Regions from separate parts of the Homo sapiens genome. Here region 1 is linked to region 2. Evidence: read pairs that join two places in POLR2A ChIA-PET (ENCODE). Cell type or tissue: GM12878. All regions are shown on one strand. Links, peaks and the distances in the headings refer to the core of each region. The heading gives the core; the rest is flanking DNA. Region 1 overlaps FKBP5 (FKBP prolyl isomerase 5). Region 2 overlaps ZNF76 (zinc finger protein 76).

What was found. Peaks named below come from ENCODE experiments on the same cell type or tissue, not always from the same donor. Only the 100,000 strongest peaks of a DNase experiment are listed, where the experiment ranks them.
Region 1: POLR2A ChIA-PET joins it to region 2 with 5 read pairs; 2 of 35 experiments call an interaction of 5 or more read pairs at or near these places.

What each region holds. Positions count from the first base shown.
Region 1 is chr6:35,634,660-35,638,986 of GRCh38, reverse strand. It overlaps FKBP5 (FKBP prolyl isomerase 5), which reads left to right. Exons shown (of 11, transcript NM_004117.4): 3 at 1,829-1,973. Among named protein-coding and RNA genes, the nearest start is that of MIR5690, 28 kb to the left of the region's middle. In GM12878, for the core only: no CTCF peak of the experiment used is centred there; no DNase peak of the experiment used is centred there.
Region 2 is chr6:35,262,647-35,266,977 of GRCh38, reverse strand. All of the region lies in intron 1 of ZNF76 (zinc finger protein 76), which reads right to left. Among named protein-coding and RNA genes, the nearest start is that of ZNF76, 5.1 kb to the right of the region's middle. In GM12878, for the core only: no CTCF peak of the experiment used is centred there; no DNase peak of the experiment used is centred there; H3K4me3 peaks cover 1,570 bases; H3K27ac peaks cover 1,565 bases.

The DNA of each region.
Region 1 (4,327 bases), core at 328-4,327, 370 kb before region 2:
GTACCACTTGCTGGTGTGGATGGCTCTCTGACTCTCTGGTAGCCATTCATCCCACATGCCCAGTTACTGTTTATAGTCCTAGAAATGCAGATTCCTTCCACGTGAGGCTTACAGTTGAGCATAGCCTCCCAAATACCACATGCAGTTCGTGAACATGAGCACTTGTAGAATATTGTGTAATATCTTTTAGATTAATGTTTTGAGACTTTTTTTTTCTTTTGAAGTCCTAGAAGGGCAGTAGTGTTTCTTTGCCTTTAAAGAATATTTGGGGCTGGGTGCGATAGCTTATACCAGTAATCTCAGCACTTTAGGAGGCTGAGGCGGGAGAATCATTGGAACTCAGGAGTTCCAAACCAGCCTGGGCAATGTAGCAAGATCTCATCTCTACTAAAAATAAAAAAATTTGCCAGGCGTGGTGGCATGTGCCTGTAGTCTCTGCTACTCGGGAGGCTGAGGTGGGATGATCACTTGAGCTGAGTGATAGAGGCTACAGTGAGCTATGATTGTACCACCGCATGCACTCTAGCCTGGGTAAAAGAGCAAGACCCTGTCTCAAAAAATAAAATAAAGATGTTTGGGCTTTTGAGTTAAGAAAGCTGTGGAATTTAAGTTCACAGTGTTTATGTGATATTTATGTTAGGTGGACGGTATACTTGTAAAAAAAGAATTTAGGAGCAAATAATCGAATTATTTAAATAAAACTCAAAGCAAACTCCTTCCCCAAAAAGATGTTCATCAGATGTTAGCTACCATCCTCTGTTATCTACCAAAAATGATTAATTTGGCATAGATTACAAATTAACAAATTACACCATCACACACCTGGGTTTGATTTTCTTTTCCCAGAACTGACCAAATACATTAGCAGCTTGCTCTGCCAAGAACAAAATAAATACACTGGATTTTACAGTAGTTAAATACTTTACTAGAAAACAAGTTATTCAGTATCATATCAAGCAGTGCAATGATACTCATGTTTTTTACAGATAGACTATGTTTCAAATAATAGGAAATGTAACCTGTTTTACCAGGAAATTGGGCTTTCTGAAAATAAACAAGCAGAATCTAGTCAGGAGCTAATGTTTTTAGCAAAGGAGGGAAATAAAATTACACCTTTGAAGCTTTGCTTAAGCTTCTTTTTGAATATTTTAAAAGTCCACCATTCTTTCTGGTCTAAGTCCGTGTGTATATGGACTAGCTCACAAGCCTGTGTTAGAGAGTTTAGTGTCGGGCGCGGTGGCTCATGCTTGTAATCCCAGCACTTTGGGAGGCTGAGGCGGGTGGATCACGAGGTCAGGAGTTCGAGACCAGCCTGGCCAACATGGTGAAACCCCATCTCTACTAAAAATACAAAAATTAGCTGAGCACGGAGGCGCACGCCTGTAATCCCAGCTACTCGGGAGGCTGAGGCAGGAGAATTGCTTCAACCTGGGAGGCAGAGGTTGCAGTGAGCCGAGATCGTGCCATTGCACTCCAGCCTGGGCGACAGGGCAAGACTCCGTCTCAAAAAAAAAAAAAAAAAAAAAAAAGAGTTTACTGTCAAAATATAGGGCATTAAACCAATGAACAGGATTTATTGGTTAATTCTTTGAAGGAATAAATAGTGCGATTAGCAATAAAAGTAGATATAACATAAAAGACAAGTTGGTAAAGGACAGTTTTCTAACAATGAGTTATTGTGAGGAATGAAGGGAGGCATTAGAAAGAATGGATAATAGTATATTTGCATATCTGCCTGGATGTCTTGGGATGGACTGTGTGACCTTTTTATTCTCTGATTACAAGTAAAAAGTTTGACCTCCTTTTTCTTAATGTTTGTCTTTTCTAGATTGTCAAAAGAGTGGGGAATGGTGAGGAAACGCCGATGATTGGAGACAAAGTTTATGTCCATTACAAAGGAAAATTGTCAAATGGAAAGAAGTTTGATTCCAGTCATGATAGAAATGAACCATTTGTCTTTAGTCTTGGCAAAGGTAAGAGGGTATTTTTTTGAGTTGTGTTTTACTTAGCTTTATTACTATTTGTAATATATAGGAGCAGAGGATTCTATCCTTTCTAAAAGTAAAGAAATTTTAGAGTAGTAGTACTCAAAGAATGGTCTGAGAATCCCTAGGGCTCTCTGAGATCTTTTTAGGGGGTCCCAAATGTCATTTATTTTCATAACAATACTAAGATATTATTTGCCATTTTACTGTATTGACATTTATTTGCACTGATGGTACAAAAGCTGCAGTTGTAAAAAAACTGCTGGTTCCTTAACACAAATCAAGGCAGTGGTAACCAGCTGTTCCAGTAGTCATGGTATTTTCCACTGCCACTCCTTCACTATTTACATAAGGGAAAAAGCTAGTTTCACGTAAAAATGTCCTGATAAAGCAGTAAAAATTATTAGTTTTATTGAAACCCAATCTTTGAGTTTCACATCACTTTGATATTCTGTGACAGAAAGGGAAGCACGTGTAGAGCACTTCTGTCCCCCAAAGTATGATGGTTGTCTCAAGGAAAAGTACTTGTGCTCTTGTTTTAGTTGAGATCTGAACTAACTGCATTTATTTCATGAGATACCATTTTTACTTGAAAGGGCAAATCTGATTATGCAGACTTGATTCAGTATTTGGCAGGTGTTTTTCTGAGAATGAATGGAGTAAGTCTGTCACTTCAAGGAAAAACAACTGACAATGTTTTTTGCCATTAAGTTTTCAAGTAAAAATTATAGTTTAGGAGAACTCCTATTTGCCACTGTGGGCTTATTTGCCACTGTGGGCTTGACAGCTTCCGAAGACTTTTCTGATGAGATTGGTGGGTATTAATGAATGTGGTTTTAAATATACAATGAAATGTGTCCACATTTGGAAGATCTGTATAACTAAGAATGAATATTTTCTCAGTGACCAATGCAAGATGTTACAAGATCATGTGTGAATAAACAATTCATTCAAAGTTAGACCAACAGATTTTAATGTAACAGTATGAAAAGTTCACTGATACACTTTCAGTTTCCACATTGTAATTGACTTTTATGAATCTTACAAGTTGTACAGTTTTGATGTAGTATCAGATAATTATATTCACAATTATCTAAAAGGTTGTTAAAGGGCTCCTACCCTTTTCAACTATCTATCTTTGTGGGTTTGGATTTTCTTCTCTATGTACTTCAACCAAAATTGCAACAGATGAATGCAGAAATAGGAGAATCTGGTTGTCTCGTGTTACAAGTCAAACACATTTCCACATGTATAACATTCTAAAACAATGACACTCGTCTCACTAATTTTTTTTTTATTTTGGAAAATACAAAATATACAAATACTTTGTACAAAATTAAATTACTTATATTAACATGGGGTTATTCTAAAATGAATTATTAAATAACTACTTTTTTACTAAATCTCAGTAGATATGTCAAATAAACAAGTTCTTTGGAGTCCTCAATTTTTAAGATGTTAAGGGGTCCTGAGGAAAAAAGGTTGAGAACTACTATTTTCAAGTATTAAGTATGATTTTTACTAAATTATTTTCAAATGCCTTTTTTTTTTGAGACAGGGTCTCGATCTGTCACCCGGGCCGGCTCACTGTAGCCTCAACCTCTCAGGCTCAAGTGATCCTCCCAACTCAGCCCCGCAAATAGCTGGGAATACAGGTGCATGCCACCATGTCTGGCTCGCTCTGTTGCCCAGGCTGGAGTGTAGTAGCACCATCTCGGCCCACTGCAGCCTCCACTTCCGAGGTTCAAGCAAGATTATCATGCCTAAGCCCCCCAAGTAGCTGGGACTACAGGCGTACACCACCACGCCTGGCTAATTTTTGTGTTTTTTGTAGAGATGGGGCTTTGCCATGTTGGCCAGGCTAGCCATGAACTCCTCACCTCAAGTGATCCGCCCACCTCAGCCCACCCAAACACCTGGGATTACAGGCATGAGCCACCATGCCCAGCCTAATTTTTTTTTTTTTTTTTTTTTTGTAGAGACAGGGTTTCACCATGTTGCCCAGGCTAGTCTTGAACTCCTGGGCTCAAGCAATCTGCCCGCCTCAGCCTCCCAAAGTGCTAGGATTATAGGCATGAGCCACCACACCTGGCCTCAAATGCTGTTAAATGTCTTTAGTTCATTTAATGTTCTTATTTTTTAATCTTGTAGGAATAATAGCCCATACATCAAATTAAACTTTGTAGAACATGTGGCTTATTGGAAGTTGGTGGCTGAGTTACATCTTTTATTCTTGTCTGCCACAGACAAGCAACTGTAGTTTGTTCCTAGATTAGGGAAAAAAGAAGTATTCCCCCTATTCACCACCATGGCTATGTGTGGACTTCATTCCCTTGTCCTTC
Region 2 (4,331 bases), core at 1-4,000:
AATACAAAAATTAGCCGGGCGCGGTGGTGGGCACCTGTAGTCCCAGCTACTCAGGAGGCTGAGGCAGGAGAATGGCGTGAACCCGGGAGGCAGAGCTTGCAGTGAGCCGAGATGGCGCCACTGCACTTCAGCCTGGGTGACGAGCGAGACTCCGTCTCAAAAAAAAAAAAAAAAAAAAAAGAAATAGACAATAAAATAAAATAAAGCAGTCATTTTGCAGATGAAGAGACAGAGGCCTGCGTTGCCAGAGGAGTCCCAAAGGATCACATAGCTACCTGGTGGCAGAGCAGGGCCTAACACCTGACCACCAGTGTTCTTCCCATACTCCGCTGTCTCTTGCCAGGTGATGGTGTTCTTTTATTTCCTGAGAGTAGACATTTCCTAGGCTCCAAAAGACTTGAATATCCAGCTGCTTACTCAACATCTCGACTTTGATATCCAAAAAACACTTCGAACTTGACATGTTCAAGAGTGAATTCCTTATCTCCTCCTTCTAACAACCTGCCCTCCTTCCAGGCTCCCCAATTTCAGTAGATGGGAATTTTACCATTTTGTTACTTAGGCCAAAAATGTGGGAGCCAGGCAGATCACGAGTTCAGGAGTTTGAGACCAGCCTGGCAAATATGGTGAAACCCCATCTCTACTAAAAATACAAAAATTAGCCGGGTGCGCTGGCATGCACCTGTAGTCCCAGCTACTCAGGAGGCTGAGGCAGAAGAATCACTTGAACCCAGGAGGCGGAGGTTGCAGTGAGCTGAGATCACGCCACTGCACTCCACCGTGGGCGACAGAGCGAGATGTCTTGAAAAAAAAAAAAATTGTAGCCACCCTCAACTGCTATTTCTTTTATATATCACATCCAGTCCATCAGCAAATCCTGTTGGCTCCTTTCCAAATACATCCAGAAGCCAACCACTTCTCACCTTTCCATTGCTTCACCTTGGGTTCAAGCCACCAACTTCTCTTGTTTAGACTATTGTAGTAGCCTCCTAACCAGTTTCTCTCCTTCCATTTTTGCCCCGTTATAGCTTATTCTCAACACAGCAGCCACAATGACCTTTTCAATATGTCAGGCCATGTTATTTATCTGCCTAGAATTCTCTAATGGCTACCATCTCACTCACAACTCACACTACAAGCCAGTGGCCTGTGTGATCTGCCCCCAATTCACCCCCACCGCAACATCTGCCATTTCTTCTCTCACTAATATACTGCAGCCGTATTGGCTGGCTTCCTCATGTTTCTTGAATATATAGGGCACATTCCTGCCTCAGGGCCTTTGTGTTTGCTGTTCTTCCTGACTGGAATAAATTTCCCCTAGATGTATGCTTGACTTACCCCCTAACTTCCTTCAGGTCTTTGCTCAAATGTTACCTTTTTAGTGGGAACCTCTTCAACTACCCTATTTAAAATTTTAACACCCAGAATCCTGGCATTTTCTTCTTCTTCTTCTTCTTTTTTTTTTTTTTTTGAGACAGAGTCTCGCTCTGTCGCCCAGGCTGGAGTGCAGCAGCGTGATCTCAGCTCACTGCAACCTCTGCCTCCTGGGTTGAAGTGATTCTCGTGCCTCAGCCTCCCGAGTAGCTGGGATTACAGGTGCCTGCCACCACGCCTGGCTAATTTTTGTATTTTTAGTAGAGCTGGGGTTTCGCCATGTTGGCCAGGCTGGTCTCAAACTCCTGGCCTCATGTTATCTACCCAACCCAGCCTCCCAAAGTGCTGGGATTACAGGTGTGTGCCACTGCACCTGGCCTACTCCTGGCACTTTCTATCTCCCTTCTCTGCTTAATTTTCTCAATATATATTTTACTTATTTGTTTATTGTCTGTCTCTACCCTGTCCATTCCTCAAACAGTGAGCTCACTGCTCTATTCCCAGTACCTAGAAAAGTACCTGGCACACAGCAGATATTCACCAAATATTTGTGGGATGAATGAATCAGTGAATGAATGAATATATATACCTTTAGGATCTCCCAGTAACTTGAAACCTTTAGGCAAGAAGGGGAAGACCCTAGTAGAGCTCTGGTCTCTCTCCAGCCCTCAGTCCCTCTTTCCTCCTTACTGCCTCACCCTCTTCTCAGGTCCAGTCCAGCCCTATTCCACCAGAAACCATACCTAAGCTGAGAAGCAGTGCAACAGGTGCTTGATGCCAGGATGTTACAATTCCCAGGCCACTAGGTACAGAATTCTGCAGGGTGCTAATTTTTAAATTTAGCATCCTGATATCTCACAAACAGAAGAGGTCAGAGAAAGGTTAGGACTAAATATACTACTTAACCTAGATAACAGTACTGATTCAGAAACAGTAGCTCATTTGCTCTGAGGTGTTTTCCAAGGAACAGTGCTAAATTTGCACTTGTTCACCTAGCTGCCCCTGCCTTTAATCTTTTTATAATGGATTTCCAACATACACAAAAATGGAAAGAATGGTATAATGAACCTCTTGAACCCATTATCCAACTTCAAAAATTACCAACATTTTGCCTCCTTGGTTTCCTCTGTTCCTTAATCGTCTCTGCAACCCACACTAAATATTTCAAACTAGCTGTTTTCTTGAGAACAGATTTATATAAGACAGCCCCTGATGCTGTTACCACTGTATTTGAGCAACTGCGTCAAACAACCTATCTTACCAGAAATACAGTAGAAAAAGAAAAGCACTTACACCCATTCCCCCACCCGAGCAATGACTAAAAAAGGAAGTGTCTAAATTACCGACGTTTAAATCAAGGGACATGCCCATTATCATGTTTGGAGAACTTTGGGGAGGGGTGTTGTGTCCACAAAATGAATGTAGACATGAACTGCTTTTACTTTTGTACACCTGATGCAGAATTTCTGAGTGAGTTAATTTAATCCAACAGGTAAGTACTGACTACCTGCTAAATGTGAGGGAAGAGATGAAGACAGAAGATAAAGAAAACCAGCCAGGTGCAGTGGCTCATGCCTGTAATCCTAGCACTTTGGGAGGCTGAGGCGAGTGGATCACCTGAGGTCAGGAGTTAGAGATCAGTCTGGCCAACATGGTGAAACCCTGTCTCTACTAAAAATACAAAAATTAGCTGGGCATGGTTGCAGGCGCCTGTAACACCAGCTACTTGGGAGGCTGAGGTGTGAGAATCACTTGAACTCAGGAGGAGGAGGTTGCAGTGAGCCAAGACTGCACCACTGCACTCCAGCCTGGGTGACAGAGTAAGACTCCATCTCGAAAAGAAAAGAAAAAAGAAAACCTAGTCTCTGTTCTCACAGAGCTCACAGAGTGGGGTTGAGAAAAGTACACAAATAACTCAAATACAAGGCAGAATAAGTTCTGTGCCCTAAGTAAACAAATCTAAGGCAAGAACTCCTTTTTAAAATCCACCCACAGCAGTTGTAGAACCCAGGGTATACCCTTTCCTCAACTCTAGTTTTAGTTTCTGCTGTATTTATTGCTGCACAGCCAATAAGTACATTATAAGAGACCTGGGAATTTGGTGACCCACAGAATAGACTTTTGGATGTGGATCTTTGATGTCACATTTTGCTACTGACTCTTCAGACTTCAGTGGTTGGGGATTATCAAGTTTTCCCAGGGCTTGGAAAACAATGGGGCTAATTCAGTGCCTGCAGAAGCTGACACCCAAAGCATTCTACTCTGAGGGCATATACAGCAAGCAGCTTCATAACAGGATAGGATAGTGGGAGGGTGTCCAGGAGACACAGCTAGATTGATTCTGAAGGACTTCAAAGGGCTCTCTCCCTGCCCTCTAAAAAACCAAGATCCTTTGGTGATCTATTATCAGAAGTCATCAGAAGTTCCCAGAGAAGAGTGTAGTTCTCTGGATAAACCGAAGAGACTGATGAAGTTTGGTGGAACAGTGCAGCATATGAAGGAAGCAGAGCTGAAAGCAGCAGGGGCATACGCATGGCCCTGGAGATAGATGCACAAGAGAGTGGAGGAAGAAAGGAGCAGACCTGAGATGGAAGGGAGATTTATATTGTAATCAATTATCAAGATTGGTGAGGTGAGGATGGCTGAGGGGACAAATAAGAGGAAGGCAGGAAGAGGAGGCCCTGTGGAAGGGTGAAAGACAATCCGGGTTTGAAAAGGTGAGGGAGGAATCTGAGAGGCAGGATCTCACAGGATACTGGGCAAGGGTATGAGAGGAGAGGCCTTAGAATGGGAGGGTGTGCAAGTTATACAGGATTGCTTCATGCTGGGATGGAAGGAGCCGATTCCATTGAAGCTAGTCACATCAAGAGGTCACTAAATGAAGGACAAATTATATGAAGGTTTCAGGTCACAGAATGTGGCTGAGGATGGCAGAAGGTGGGGTGGTGGGAGTAGAA